Linked DNA regions of Homo sapiens: region 1 is linked to region 2. The links are chromatin loops, found by intact Hi-C in ENCODE. Cell type or tissue: A673. All regions are shown on one strand.

Evidence for each region. Peaks named below come from ENCODE experiments on the same cell type or tissue, not always from the same donor. Only the 100,000 strongest peaks of a DNase experiment are listed, where the experiment ranks them.
Region 1: it touches region 2 in a loop (4-fold over the local background); 4 of 110 quality-filtered maps call a loop at or near these places.

The regions. Positions count from the first base shown.
Region 1 is chr10:109,847,790-109,855,789 of GRCh38, reverse strand. No RefSeq gene overlaps it. Among named protein-coding and RNA genes, the nearest start is that of XPNPEP1, 72 kb to the left of the region's middle. In A673, CTCF peaks have their summits at 2,947 and 3,151 (motif pointing right); a DNase peak (open chromatin) is centred at 3,179.
Region 2 is chr10:109,444,004-109,452,003 of GRCh38, reverse strand. No RefSeq gene overlaps it. Among named protein-coding and RNA genes, the nearest start is that of XPNPEP1, 480 kb to the left of the region's middle. In A673, CTCF peaks have their summits at 371 (motif pointing left) and 4,105 (motif pointing right); DNase peaks (open chromatin) are centred at 1,053 and 4,153; H3K27ac peaks cover 2,083 bases.

The sequences.
Region 1 (8,000 bases), 400 kb before region 2:
ATCAACATGGCTTTTGACTGATGAGGTTAACCTTGATCATCTGGCTGAGGCAGTGTTTGTCATATTTCTCCATAGGAAAGTGACTCTTTCAACCCCCTGCTTATCCTGTATTCTTGGAAAGTCACTACGTGTAGCCCATACTTAAGGAGTGGAAGTTATGTTCAACTTTCTTGAGGGCACAGAATATATGTAAATTATTTAGAATGCTTCTGCACAGATTTGTCTCTTTTTCCACATTCTTTTATTTTTTCATATTTGTATAGGCTTGCAGATATTTATTTTATACTTTGGATTATAATCAATACTGCTTTCTTTAAATTGTTCCAGCTTTGGCCACTGAGGGCTCTTTCAGCTGTCTCCTGTGTTCCTTTGATATATCCCATCGTGTGTGTGTGTGTGTGTGTGTGTGTGTGTGTGTGTGTTGTAAGCACTTCTTTACTTTCTGGCACTACAAATTGCTCCAGGCTCATCTTGTGTATTTCCTGCTCCAATTCTAGAATCAATCATTTCTTTAAGAAGCTCTAGTGCCTTTTACCGGAGAAAGGTATTTAAAACCAAGATCCAGGCTGGGCATGGTGGCTCACAACTGTAATCCCAGCAGTTTAGGAGGCCGAGGCGGGCAGATCACCTGGGGTCAGGAGTTCGAGACCAGCCTGGCCAACATGGCAAAACCCTGTCTGTACTAAAAATACAAAAATTACACCTTGTCTCTACTAAAAATACAAAAATTAGCTGGGCCTGGTGGTGGGCACCTGTAATCCCAGCTACTCGGGAGGCTGAGGCTGGAGAATCACTTGAACCCAGGAAGTGGAGGTTGCAGTGAACCAAGATCATGCCACTGCACTTCAGCCTGGATGACAAGAGTGAAACTCCATCTCATAAATAAATAAATAAATAAATAAAACCAAGATCTGAGCACTAGATAGGTTCTCTTACTGGCTTGTCCTTGCTGCTAGGCCGTCTCAGCTGAGAGCAAGGACAAAGAGGTATGCATATGTATATGTATATATATATATACACACACAACTATCTTTCAGTGTTTCTATATGTAACCATCTGTTTCTATATTAAACTAAACATGAGTTCACACTGATGTCTCCAACTCTAATTCATGATCATCTCCCCTTGCTTCTCTGTGACTTCCTACTTCATCAGTGAGAACTTGGCTCCCACCATCCGCCATCCATTTCACTTATATTTCACTTAATTGCTTAATTCTAGTGTACATGTGTAGCAGTGTTAAGATTGCTAACCTGTATACTGTGGGGAACAGCTTTATCAACTTGAGTACGGTGGTTTTTTTTTTTTTTTAGACGGAATCTTGCTCTGTCGCCCAGGCTGGAGTGCAGTGGCGCCATCTCCGCTCACTGCAAGCTCCGCCTCCCGGGTTCACGCCGTTCTCCTGCCTCAGCCTCCCGAGTAGCTGGTACTACAGGTGCCAGCCACCACGCCTGGCTAATTTTTTGTATTTTTTAGTAGAGATGGGGTTTCACCCTGTTAGCCAGGATGGTCTCGTTCTGCTGACCTCGTGATCCGCCTGCCTCGGCCTCCCAAAATGCTGGGATTACAGGCATGAGCCACCACACCCGGCCGAGTATAGTGTTTATATGCAATTATTTTTGCTTCGGTTTTACAGACTCCACTCATTTATTTCCAAAGTTGCTTAGGTCAGCACCTTCCTTCTCACCCCCTCCCCTTCTTTCAGTAAGGTATTACAGTTTCATACATTTTAATATAGTTAGATCATTTTATCACATACTGCATTCCATCCTGGGATTCCTTTGACCTCCTAAATGGTTTTTTTTTTTCAATTTGCATACATTATGGTTCACTCTGTGTGCTGTAAGGTTCAGTATGTTTTGATAAATGCATAGTGTCATGTATCCACAATTACACAATCATACAGAATAGTTTCACCACCTGAAAAAAATATCCCCTGGGCTTCCCTGATTTCAACCTCCTATTTCCCCGTAAGGTCCTGGCAACCAGTGATTTTTTTTTTTTTTTTTTTTTTTTACTGTCTCTATAGTTTTGCTTTTTCCAGATACCATATAATAGGAATCAAACAGCATGTAGAATTTTTCATGCTGGCTTCTGTCACTTAGCAATATGTATTTCAGGTTCATCCATGTCCTTTCATGGCTTGTTAGCTTATTTCTTTTTATCATGGAATAATGTTCTTGTTACAGATACACAAGGTTTGTTTATACATTCACCTATTGGAGGACATCTTGGATACTTCCTACCATAACTTTTTTTTTTTTAAATCAAAAAAGAAAGTTTGTTGTCTTACAACAGAAATTTTTCTTTTATTTTTCCTTTATAGAAGTAACATGTGAAAGAAGAGTATATAGTGGTTTAGAACATGGGTTCTAAAGCAGATGGCACTGTGTACCAGCTGTGAGTCCCTGGGCAAGAGCACAGCCTCTCTGAGCCCCCATTTCCTGCTCTGTAATGTGAGGTTAGCGGCGATGTCTCCTCATTAGGCTATGAGGATGGAAAGAGAAAGCTCCTGTAGAGTGTATCCTTGAATGTTAGCTTTGTGTATACATCCATGTTCCCCAACCCAACCTGAGACAGCTTTAAACAAAACTAAGTGTAGCCTTATTGAGATATAATTCACACATCATGCACTTCACCTATTTAAAGTGAGACACGTTAATGCTCGTGCTTCTTGATCTCTCCAGAAGGTGTCAAAGTTTTCACACGAGACCTCATGACTCTAAGATGCATCCTCATTTCTGAGTTGTTGAAATGTGAAACAAACAAATCACAGATCTCACTATAGAAAATCTAACCAAGCCTGCTCGGGCATCATGATCTGTAGTGAAGTGCCTTAGAGAAGGGCTGAGCTGCGAAGTGGAAGGTGTCTGGCTCTCTTCTGTGCTCTCTTTTCTCTAACCCAGGGTCAAAGGAGTCTGCAGTATGCCCAGGTGGGATGGTGGAGGAAGACACGTTTCTGAACTAGAGAACAATTTGTGAAGAAAGGGAGGATGAGTACAGGGAGATGCTTGGGAAGTCACAAGGAACAGAGCCTGAAGTTTCTACGGCTGACACTGTCACATGCCAAGGGTTAGGAGGGCATTACTCTGGGCATCAGGCATTGGGAATTGCTGCACGCCCTGCAAGGCGGGCACAGCGGCGTTGAGATGCTCCTGTGCCTTCTGCCAGCAGATGGCAGTGTGGATCTGTGGAGAGAGTGGAGACGGCCAGCCAGCTGAGGAAGCGGATGGATTATTATAGAGAAGGATGACACGGGGAGGACCCTCTCGAGGTTTCCTACTGACCTGGAGGCGCTCATGTGGCTGCCACTCAGTGTCCTCTCAGAGGCCATTGTACCCAGCTCATGACTGTAGGCAGGAATGTAGGGAGAGTTCATTTAATAAAGATGGGCTGAGTGCCAGCTCTGATGGGACCCTCAGCTGGGTGTGATGGGAACAGAAAGATACATCCTACGGTGCCCCTCACAGAGCCTGTGCTTTGACGGAGACTTGACATGCCCAAATGTGACTACAGTACAGAGGAGGTTATGGTTATGATGCAATGGAACAGGTGTAAGGCATCTACAGAACCTCTCTAGGGTGTCCCCTGGCTGGGTCCCAGTACTCTGTCCCATTGGCACAGCCTGTATCTGGCTCAGACTTCCCCAGTTATGTGCGAATCCATTTCATCAGAACAGCCTACCTCTGGCCTCTGTGTAAGGCGGCTCACCATGCCAGCAAGTCGCCCCAGCCTTTTTGTCTTCAGTGTCAACGATCTCACCTCCTTTCCCTTTCCCTTTCCCTCTGGGACTCTTCCGATGGATCCCTCTGTGACTTTCCTCTGACTTTGTCCTAAACAGGAAACCTAATGAGGATTCTATTCTCTGCAATAGCAAGAGGAGGGCTAAGGGCTGCCTTCTATCGTGCCATTTCCTATTTAAACAAAGGCTTTGTGCTGTGATACCACTAGGCGTTTATGTTCACTCTGACCCCAGAATCCTTTCTTCTCTCTTCATGTGTTGTGCTTTGTAGTCTGTAGCCTCAGGTAGTCTGGTTAGTTCAGTGGTTTGGAGCTCAGCACCGATAAGATCAAAATCCTTTGCTGAAACTGTTAAAGAAACATTTTTTCAATGATACTTGTCAAAGCACTGTAAGGCAGAGTTTATTCAGGACCATTGTGATAGCTAGAGGGACCCCTGCAATGGTGTCTTGCAGCTGGGGAGAGAGATTTGGCTCAACTTTGAATACATCATAGCATGGGCGAGCAGCAATTTATAGCCAAGGAGCAGGGTGGGGTCAGTGGATGGAAAATTACTTAGAAGAAACATCAGGGGCTAGGAGGTTCTGGCTAAACTGACCTAAAAGGAATCTTTCTGAAGAAAGGCCAGGGGGATCAGTTATCATTTGGGGGATGGTGGAGGATGAGAAACCTGATCAGATTTTGAGGATGGTCTGATATCAAGGGTGGGAGTGGGAGTTCTTGCTAAACTGACTTAGGATTCTTTGCTAAAAGTGGACTTTACAAGAGAGTACATAGCTGGGCCTAGGAGAAGTTTCCAAAAGTGGACTAAAGTTTGGCCAAGCAAAGAATCTTTGTCAAGACCTCAGGTGATCTAGTAGATTTCATTTGTTCCATGATCACAGCCAATACCTTTCACCTTGGCCCTGTTGACATGATGTCCTGGCTTTACTTCCTGCATCCCCATCTCTCCAGCCCCAAAATGATCTCCTTTCATCCCCATCTTCAGAACCAACCCTGCCCAGACTCTAGGACCAGGGCCGTCTCTGTGAAGCTGAATGCTGAGCAGATTCGGAGTCTTCTTTTTGCAGGCCTGTTTCCCCCTTGTGCCCATTTTTTTTTTTTTTTTTTTTTTTTTTTGAGATAGAGTATTGCTCTGTTGCCCATGCTGGAGTGCAGTGGTGTGATCTTGGCTCACCGCAACCTCCGCAACCTCCGCCTCCCGGGTTCAAGTGATTCCCCTGTCTCACCCTCCTGAGTAGCTGGGATTACAGATGTGTGCCATTATACCTAACTAATTTTTGTTTTTTAGAAGAGTCAAACGGGGTTTCACCATATTGGCCTGGCTGGTCTCAAATGCCCAATCTCAAGTGATCCGTCTGCTTCGGCCTCCCAAAGCGCTGGGATTACAAGCTTGAGCCACCGCACCCAGCCCCCTTGTGCCCGCTTCTAAGAAAGGGCCTGGGCTTCTGAATTACCTTCCTTGCCTGAAATTCAGCTTTGGTTTCTTGCTCAGCCCTCTGGTAGCTTCTGGACTCTGAGAGGGCAGAGGTACTAGCTTGGTGGGGTGGAGCTTACCTACCAGTTTCCCACCATGTGCCTTGACTTTGTTTCCTGGCTTCTCCGAAACACACTTTCTTCCTTTCTTAAAAATACAAAAAATTAGCCAGGTGTGGTGGCGCATGCCTGTAATCCCAGCCACTCGGGAGGCTGAGGCAGGAGAATCGCTTGAATCCAGGAGGCGGAGGTTGCAGTGAGCCGACATCGCGCCATTGCACTTCAGCCTGGGCAACAAGAGCGAAACTCCATTTCAAAAACAAGCAAACAACAACAACAAAAAAGGGATGGGAGTGGCTCATACTGTGGCCTTCTTCGAATCCGAGCAAAATGGACATCAGTTAATGCTAATTCCAACTCTCCCACTTCCCCCATCTTTACATTCCTAGGACCTGGAAGCTTAAGCTTGATTGATGCCAAATATTTCTTGAAAGTCTATGCTCTACTCATCCCCCGACTACAGAGTCGCATGTTCCTTTATATCTGGTGGAACATGCCCCTTTTTGCTGGACTCCTCAGAGGAGGTGCCACTAGCCTAGACCACCCACTGCCTCTCACCCCCTCTCTAACACCACTTCCCTGTCACTGTGTGTTGTGTTGCTGCCTGCCCCAGGGATCAGATCCCTGATCTTGCCTGTCTATTCCCTACCCTTCTTTTCCTAGGGGAGTCATAGGACATGTTGCTTACATCTCTGTAGCACCGGATTAGGTGGCAGCCAGGTGAGGGAGAATGTGAATGAATTAGAGCAGCCCATTACCATCCTGGGCACCTGGTTCATGGAGCATTTGGCAAGGCAAGTGGGTGGCCTGCAAAAAAAACAAAACCAAACAAAGCAAAGCCAAAAAGTCCCCCAAACATTAGGAACCTTTGGGTCTATGGGATTGTTGTAAAGATGGATAGAAAGGTCTCCACAAAGTGTACAAAGTTGAAGGCACAAAGTTGAACTTCACAAAGTTGAAGGCAGAGCAATAGCAAACGCTTATTAAGCATTTCCTAAGTGCTGGGTTATTTTCTAAGTGCAACACATGCTGTTTCATTTAGTCCTCCCAACACCCCTGTAAGGTGGCTACTATTAATAGTCCAATTTTCCATGTAAAGAAGCTAAACCTAAGAGGAGTGAAAGGACTTGTTAAGGTTGCACAGCTAGTAAATGCTGGAATTTACAGCTAGTAAAACCAGGAATTTCACCTGGCAGGCTGATGCTGGAGCCTGCGCTGGCATCTAAGAGGCAGTGTTGCCCCCCGCCCTGTTCTGATCTCATGGAGGCAGCTACCATTTGCAGACTTGGACACATCCTTGCATAACCTGGTTGTAGGGGAAAGGCTTGGGGACCTGGGGTTGCGGGGGCACTCTTGATGGTTTTGTTATGAGGGAAATTGGATTTGCCATGATTATACATCAAGGAATGGCATCCACAGATGCAGCTGTAGATATTCCAGATGTCCTTTGGCAGGGAGGTGACAAAAAGTGAGCCACTAGTGGGTGGAAAAACCCATATACATAAAGTGAAAGAGAGGTCATTAATTTCCCCTGGGCCATTCCGGAGTGCAAGTGAGGAATTAGAGGACATATGTATGAAAGATAGATCTGACGCTAATTGGCAGAAATGCTCCTCATTGCCTTGTGAAGCAAGGTTCGTTAATTAAAACATAATGTTCAGCGTGACTTTAAAATTAAATACCTAAGACATAATGTCTGCTCATGAGGCAGACATGAAGTGTAGTTATTTATATTCTTGTACTTTAGTATATGAACTTGTTGTATTATTTACAACCCAATCTACTCTAGAAGACTTTAAGATGCTTCTATTTGGCCTCTTCTCGGTTAACTTCATGCTAAGTTTCAATATGGACTTTGGAGTCCATATTGGTTAGTGTCCCCCAGCTCTTTTGTTGGTCTGTTTCATCGGTGGAATGGGAAGAGATAACAGAAAATGTGGTCTCTACTATTGAAGGACCTGCAATGTATTAGGTGTAGAGTCTGTTGGGAAGGCCTGTGGCCCTTTTATATGTGGGCTAGAAACAGTGTTTTTCAGTTTCCCAGATGTATTCTCATTTGCAAGAATCAGAAACCAACTCTGTCCATATTTAGGGAGAAAAGGTGGAAGGGGGAGGGATTTAGGAAAAGTTATTGGTGGGATTGGTGTTGGGATATCAGGAACAGTTGGTGTCAAAAGGCTTCAGTCACCGTGGTGAATGTGTCCCTTCAAATATTCCCTCTGACTTGACATCACTTGGCCAAATCTCAAAGTCCCAGGAATGAACATCTGACTGGTCAAGCCTGGCATAGTGTGGTGGAGAAACAGTGTGGCCTCCTTGACTTCCGCTAGTAGAGCAGGTGGTGCAAGGTGGCAGGGGCTGGGACTTACCTTCTGCCGAGATCTTAAAACTGGGGAATTTTCCCCAACAGGAGATGGAGGTGCTAGCAGAAATGGGCGGTGGGGTGGGTGTGGGGGGTGTTGTTGAATGCTGAACAGCCAAAAAACACAAAAAACAAAAAAACCCCAAAACAACAGCAAAACAAAACCCAGAACTGCCCCCTATGGAAACAATGGCAAAACAACCAACTATGGAGAGATGCTGGTATGTATCTTGCTTTATGCAATATATAAGCCTTCTAAAAAGTTGTATTCACAAGGAATCCTATGTTGAATGGAGCAGGACACCATCTATTAAAAGAAACTCTTGGTACATCCTTTTGCAAACTAATGATGCAAACATAG
Region 2 (8,000 bases):
CTGAAAAGTTTGGAAAAGCTCCCTAATAGCTTATAGTTGCTATAAATAAAACCATCAATGAACCTAAGCAAATTTCTCTAGTCTTATGGTTCAGAAAAGGATAATTCCTGAGAGGTTTGGAAAATGCAAATAGGTCCACAGTTAAATGTTATCTATCTACCTAATTATTCTACTTATGTAACCTATATGTATGTATATATTCACCTACATAGTTACTTATCTTCCCAACCTACTCAGCACTCCAAAAAGGATAATTCCTTTACTGGACCATAAAACTAGAGACATTTACTTAGGCTCATAGATGGTTTTATTTATATTTCTTATTAGGAAGCAGTCTTTTGCCTTGAATGTGCTTGGAGCGGTGGCTGCCCTCTTGTGATGATAAAGGCACAGATGTAAGAATGAGGATGGCAGAACGAATGGACACAAAGAACTTGGATTTTTGAGATGTTATTGAGCTGTTGCACTGAGTTACTTTTTTCAAATTCCTTATTAAGTAAACAAAATATAACTTTATTATTTAAGCCCTTTTTAATAAGCTTTTTCAAAGTTAACTTGTGGTGAACACATTCTTATTGATACATATTTTATTTCTGATATATGCCTTCATCTTATTGTATTTCTCTGTTGTCTGCTGTTGAACTGTGGGTGGCTCAAGGAAGCCAGGACATATCTTGGAATGTTTTGAACGGCATCTGAGCATGCTCATAACTTTTTATTGACTGCAAAAGTAATATCTTGACCTGCTTTGAATTACTTTTCTCTTTTGCTTTGCTCAAGCAGAACAGGAACTTCTATGAATATATGCCCATGTTCCTCACTGGCACCTGAGGCGGGCTGTGTTTATTAAAAATTAAGTCATATACTATTTATATACAGTTAATAAATTAGGATTGTTATTCACTGTACAAAGGTAATTACTGTTGAATTAAACTGTGAGCTTCCTGAAAGCCTCTTAATAGGATTTCACTAGGCAAAAATGAGGTCACTCAGACCCTTTGAGGAGCTTGTCATTTGACTTGATTGATGTCTGCCCTTTTCTCTCTTTGTTGCTGAGCTCTGTTCCCAAACAATGGGGCTGCTCCACTGACAAGAGGGCTCCCAAGAGCTGGATCTCCAGTTCCCTGGGGGCTAAGGCAATTTATAAGGGATCAAAGTTCCCATCCAGTGAAGGGTAATTAAGGATTTGGAGAATGCAGAACTGGAATGCACCCTGTGGTAGGTGCATTTCAGGGGCATGCTATTTTAATTGCTTTCAATTTATGGACTGTTAGTATACAGTTACTGGTGTCCTCCCTTTTGCCTTCTAATAATTTAACCTGTACTCAGATCCCCACTCCTCAATCTGTCCCACTGTAGCCCTTTCTGTTGTTGTATTTTTCTCAGGATATTGTTGTCTGAGAGTTCTGGAAAATGCAAATAGGTCCACAGTTAAATTTTATCTACTTACCTAATTATTCTACTTATCTAACCTATATGTATGTATGTGTATATATATATATATATATATTTGCCTACATAGTTACTTATCTTCCCAACCTACTCAACGCTCCTAAACTACTTGGTTTGCTAACCTACTTTGTGCCTATATTTATGCACCTATCTTTTCAAAACATAAAGAGCATCTACCAATGAAATCAATGACATTCTTTCTGTATTGTATAGCTTTGCTCAGTGTTACTCTGACCTTGAGTTAAAGGGTTTTCAGCTCATGTTCAGGGCTTATTAGTAGTAGTAGTATTTTTGTTATGGTTCTATTTAGGAAGCAGCCTTTTTGTAACATCTATGAGGAGGATAGACAGGTGTGATTTTGTCAGATTCTTTAATACATGATGATGATATTAAAATTGATCATGAGGAGGTTATAGAAATTGTCTCTGTTCTTGTAGATTTTAAAATTAGCTTCATATAGAATGATTTATTCATTTATCTGTTTTTAATTATTACATTTTCCTCCCATACCTGGTATTTTCCTTTACTCTGTCATTCATCAAGTGTTTAATAAATGCCAGTATGTACTGAACCTTATGCTAGGTGATATAACAAAAGCCATATTTGGATTCCAAAGAAATATAGGCCAGTCCCTTATAACACATATTTGATCTTTGTCTCAACAAAAGGAAGAAAGCTCTAAAATATTGTACTATTAGAGAGTATCTCCCAAAAATTCATGTCTGCCTGAAACCTGTGAATGAGACCTTCATTGGAAACAGGGTCTTTGCAAATGTAATCAAGATGTTGGGTGGTGCAGCTGTAAGCCAAGGAACACCAAAGATTGCTGGCATCCACTAGAAGCTAGGAAGATGTAGGATGGACTCCTTCTTAGAGCATTCAGAGGGAGCATGGCCTGGGCCATGATTTTGGATTTCTAGCCTCCAGAACTGGGACTGAATAAATTTATCTTATTTTAAGCCACAAAGTTTGTGATAATTTGTTACAACAGTCCTAGGAAACTAATGCATGTATTTGAAAAGGACATTTGATTCAGAGATTGAACATTATGAGAGAAGAGGAAAAATCACCCAAACTTCTGTGTGTAAATCCAGTCACTTTTAATTCTTCCCTAATGTAAATAGTTTTTGCTGGTTGCAGTCATAATCATAATCATACTTCTAATCATAATCTTTTTTGTTTTATGTGTTTCTGGTGGAAATATATCATTTTTTGACTGTTTAGCATTTACATCCTTTTTGGTAAAAATTTTCAGGAGATTTTCCTCCCGCTGTGGCAACTACAAATGCCAGGTCCTTACTGTCTCAGCAGCTCCTAAAGCTCATGAACAGGTGCACCTTAGACTTGAATTAAAAGCTGGTGACCTGAAGATGAAGGGACTGCACAGGAGACACTGATGTTCTAGGGACAGCTACATCCAGGTTCTGGAGTTAGTGGTCAGTGACTATAGGCTTCAGTGCAGAGGCTGGTGGTCATGAATATTGAGGTGTCTATGCTGTGTCAGCAGCAGCCACACTGTCTTTCCCGGACTACTCTGTGACATTCTAGGCTGGATTGCCACTCACTTTGGCTTTCCAGATCCCAGCGACTGCTTTAATATATATTTATGTGATGAAGCTAATGCCAGTTGATTCTTAGTGCCTAGAGGGTAAACCGTGGCTGATATAGCATCCTTCTCTTTTGAATTAATATTATACTGTATGCAAACTCCATAATGTGACCTATCTCTGACCATCATTTACAATTTCTGGATTCTACTCAATTGTGTCAGTGTATAATGATAGATGTAGCAATTCTATTAAAACAGTAGGTCATTTCAAAACAAACCTGCAATGAACATGCTTGGGTATATAATTGTTTTCCCACTGTGTTTTTAAAAATAAAAATTACAAGAAATATGTTCACTGGATCAAAGAGTGTGAACTGTGGATATATCACTGTGCCTTCCTGAAAAGTAGTAACAATTTACACTGCTGCCAGCAATGTATGAAAGTGCTAATTTTATTGCATTAGTATTAACACAAAGGGGTATTATCAATGAGAAATATTGCTACTACTTTTCTGGGTGAAAAACAGTACCTTGATGTTTTAATTTGCACTCCTCTGATTACTAGTGAGAATAACATTGTTTTCTTATCTTGTTTACTAATCGAGATTTCCACTGATTTTTCTGTTGACTAGGGAGGAACTTAATATAGGCATGGGCAAGCATGGGCTGAGCTTCTTAGCCAGACTACAAGTCCAAAATCACTAGACCTGTTTCAACTGACTGAGGAGCTTCTTGTTAGCGTTGTGTTGGGGGATGGGGAATTTAAGAGGTATGGGTGCAATAAAATCTTTCAATCCTGAGATTTGTATTCTTCTTGGGAGAAAGGAGATATGCGGCAACCTGCTGTAACTGCAAGTGCTAAATTCAGAGTTGTGGACTCACCAAGGAAAAATTCTTTCCCCTTTAGGCGTTGCCCCAATGTTTTCATTTCTTTTCTCATATGTTTTCTTTTTCCCACCCTAGGAAACTAAATCTTGGCAACATTTCTCTAATGATCACTTTCTTATTATCACCTTTTAAGAACTACCAAGTTTTAACCTGACATTTTCTTTCTGTTATCTCCAGGGTCTTAAAAGCCAATATTGTGGTTTCTGAAAGCTAATTTCTCACCAGTGGGTGGCAGCCTGTTGCTTTCAAGGGAGACAGCCACAAGTGTTTGTGTGTAGAGGCAGGGGTGGGGTATGGTGTGTCGGAGATAACCGGGATTCTGGGACAGAGAAAAGATTGTTGGATCAGCTTGATAGGACCAGTTTGGCAGTTTGCTTGAACAACTTCAAACGACTAATGTAAAAAACACTGATTGCATAAACTCTTGGATAATTCCTGGGAAGTTTTGGGGGACATCCTATAAACTGTCACACAGAGATTTGATTTCATCAGCATAAACAGGCACTGGCACAACCCCCACCTCCCTGGGAGCCCGTCGCCCTGAGTCAGAGGATAAACAGTAATGGGGTAGTCTCAAACTCCACTTGCTGATGATAACATTTACATAATGCTTGTAACCATTTATACTGTGTGCTAAATAGTGGGGCTGGGGCCATGGTGGTGCTTGCCTGTAATCCCAGCTACTCGGGAGGCTGAGGCAGGAGAATCACTTGAACCTGGGAGGTGGAGGTTGTGGTGAGCCAAGATTACACCACTGCACTCCAGCCTGGGCAACAAGAGCAAAACTCTGTCTCAAAAAAAAAAAAAAAAAGAAAAAAAAATAGTGGGGCTGGGAGGAAAGAGAGGCATCCTTAATTCCACCCCCTCCCCCAAAAAAAGACATTTTGATCATTCTATTAAAAAATATCGGTGAATTGGGGTGGCAGAAACCCTGGAGCTGTAATGGTCCATACGCTGGTTAATAAGGTCAGCATGTTTATTTTTCCACCTCCAAACTTTTTTGCTCAAGTCTTTCTAGAGGGAGACAAGAGCATGAAAACAGCACCAGATGAGGAGTAAATAAGCTGGGTTCTCAAATCCAATCTATCACTTGTTAGCTGAGGGGCTGGATGCAGACTTTTGTGTCTCTGGGCACCAGTTTTTCAACTACAAAATGAAAGGGCTGGACTGGACAGTCTCCAGAGTCAATTTCTGCTCTAAAATTTGGTGATGCTTCCATCGTTCCTGTCTTCAACTTCCCCAGGTAATCCAATCTCGTATTTTCTTCATGAATCTTTCCTTAAATTGTGGGCTTGGGATACATAATGTGTAGTATATTTTCTTCGCATTTCTCTTAGTGAGATGAGCATAGCACATTCCTTACCTTGATCCTTTTCCATGGATACTTTGATACACAGGAGGGCTCCTCTGGTGAGAAAGTTGGCAACTCCCAAAAGCATACTCAGTGCCTCTGTGTTTCTTTTAGTTGGCTGAGAGAGCCCTCTCAATGTCCTACTCAGAAAAAGAAATTTGTTCATTCAACAAATATTCAGTGAGAACTTGGTGATTTTTAGGTAGACTACCAGGTGCAGTAGTGCTTCCAAAGGACTGTTGGAATCTACCTTTTTTCTTGCCTAAATAAAAGTCTGTCTACTGGCCTGAATGAATCTTCATGGGTAGAAGACCCTAGATTCTCAGATACTTCTCAAGAAGCAGGAGTTGCAGGTGGGAGAACAGACTGTTCCTCGGTAAAACATTTCCAACGGGGCTTCCACAGGACATTAACCCAGGCACCCTTCTCTAAAGGTAGTGGGGGGCTGAATCCTGGGGAGGGGTGTCTTTCTCTAATATGTACAAAAGTATTTTATGGGCTAGGGTGGCCCTGCTTTTCAGGGTCTAAGCATCTGAGGTTTCATTGCTTTTCCTTTGTCTTCTTAGATTCTCCCTCATTTCTGTCTTTAGATTTCCATTTCCACATATGAGTGGTATTGCTCCATTCTGGACCTCTCTTCTTTCTTTTTATTGGTAAAGTATGCCAAAAAATGCATTTAAATTTCTATGAAACACTTTGTTTATTGTACTAATAAATCCTCCTTTGGTTTTCCAAACACTTGGAATAAATGTGATGAGTTTATATGGAAATTAAGGTAGCAGTACATCTTTTTAATTAGACAGATATAGATGTAGAAAGTGAGTATCTGCTGATATGAAAGAAGGTTTGGGCTCGGAGGAGAATTTTTTCCTCAGTCATCTCACAGGTTAATTTGAAGAGTGTGGATTCACAGGGTCCAGTCAGGTGGGGTGCCTCCCTCCTCAGCAAGAAAGTAGGCAGGGGGCTCTGTCCTTTTCATACAGGGCAAATTATTCAAAACTCCCTCACCCTCCCCACTGATAGTATTGATGTGAAAGGCAAGGAAAGTAGTTTTTGGCTTTCCAGGGAGAATGGTAGAGACCCTGGTACAGTTCTTCTCAGCCATGGCTGCACATTAGAATCAACTGGGGTGCTTTACAAAGCTCGCATGTCCAGACTTCACTGCAAAGCCAGAAATGGCAATTTTAATATCTACAAGTGGAGTCTGGGCATCAGGGTTTCTTTAAAAGCTCCTTGGAGCCTCAGCAGACAGGTTGGAGAACTAATGGCCTGTGTTTTCTAAGAGTTGGTTTGACCACAACACGGAGTAACCTAGGATCACTGATGAGCCAAATTGAAGTTGCTCTGTTCTGTCCTTTGTCACATAAACACACATGTACATGGCATGGGATACAAAAGGGGAGTTTCACTGATAGATATAACACAGACAGAAGAAAACAGACACATACAACCCTATTAGACATACACACACACGGTTATAGACTATGGCTCCTGACACAGAAGCAGACACAGACACATATTTAGGCACATCTCTGTGCTGAAATGCAATCCTAGAACTTCTTAGAAAAATGCACAGAGAGGCTAGGTGCGGTGGCTCATGCCTGTAATCCCAGCACTTTGGGAGGTTGAGGTGGGCAGATCACGAGGTCAGGAGTTCAAGACCATCCTGGCCAATATGGTGAAATTCCGTCTCTACTAAAAAAAATACAAAAATTAGCTGGGCATGGTGGCATGAGCCTGTAGTCCCAGATACTCAGGAGGCTGAGGCAGGAGCATCTCTTGAACCCGGGAGGCAGAGGTTGCAGTGAGCTGAGATCGCACCACTGCACTCCAGCCTGAGTGACAGAGTGAGACTCCATCTCAAAAAAAAAAAAAAAAAAAAAAAAAACAGAATAAAAATGCACATAGGCACAGATACACACAGACGCACCTTCACAACATAGAGACAGAGTCACGTGCACATAGAGACATAGATATAGTTTCATGGAGAGACACACAGTTATACACAAAAAGACACACACACACAAGTACTCCCATGTATAGAAATAGTCCAGGATACACAGAAAGATGCACAGAAGTTGACACACATAGACTTATATTCACGGAGATACAGAGTGGCGCAGAGAGGTACATTCAGACACCCTATAATAAAGAGATACGCACTCAGAAATGCAGTCTCAGTAACTTTTAGGACTTTTTGCATGCAAGATCCTGAAGGAGTCTTTTGCTCCCATAGAACTGATTTTGCCCAGGCCTATTTCTAGGTGAATGTATGGAACAGGGGATGAAAGCTTTATGGCCTTAGAGTTGGCCACACACTAACTTTCAACAGAAATAGATCCTACTGAGAAATTTTCCCTCACATGAATTTGAAATCTTGGAGAAGGAACAATAATAACAATAATAAAACTATCACTTTGTATGCTGTGGGGAGAGCTCTAGGGAGCAGAGCAAAAGAGCCTGTAATAAGGACACCATGCAGTCTACCAACTTCTCTCATGACTGTGATCTCAAACCAACAATTTGCAGTGAGCTTTACAGTTAAAATGTCGTTTGATCTTCTGAACAACCTAGTGGGCTAAGTTTACTATTTGACCTCATTTCGTAGCTGTGGAAACTCAAGTACAGGGAGGTTAGTTAAGTAACTTTTTCTGGGTCTCTCAGCTAGGTTCATATTCATGGCTGGTCTGAGAGTCTGTGCCTTTTACCACTCCAGCACTGCTGCTTCTCCCACTGAGGAGATGCAGTCTGCCTGTTCTT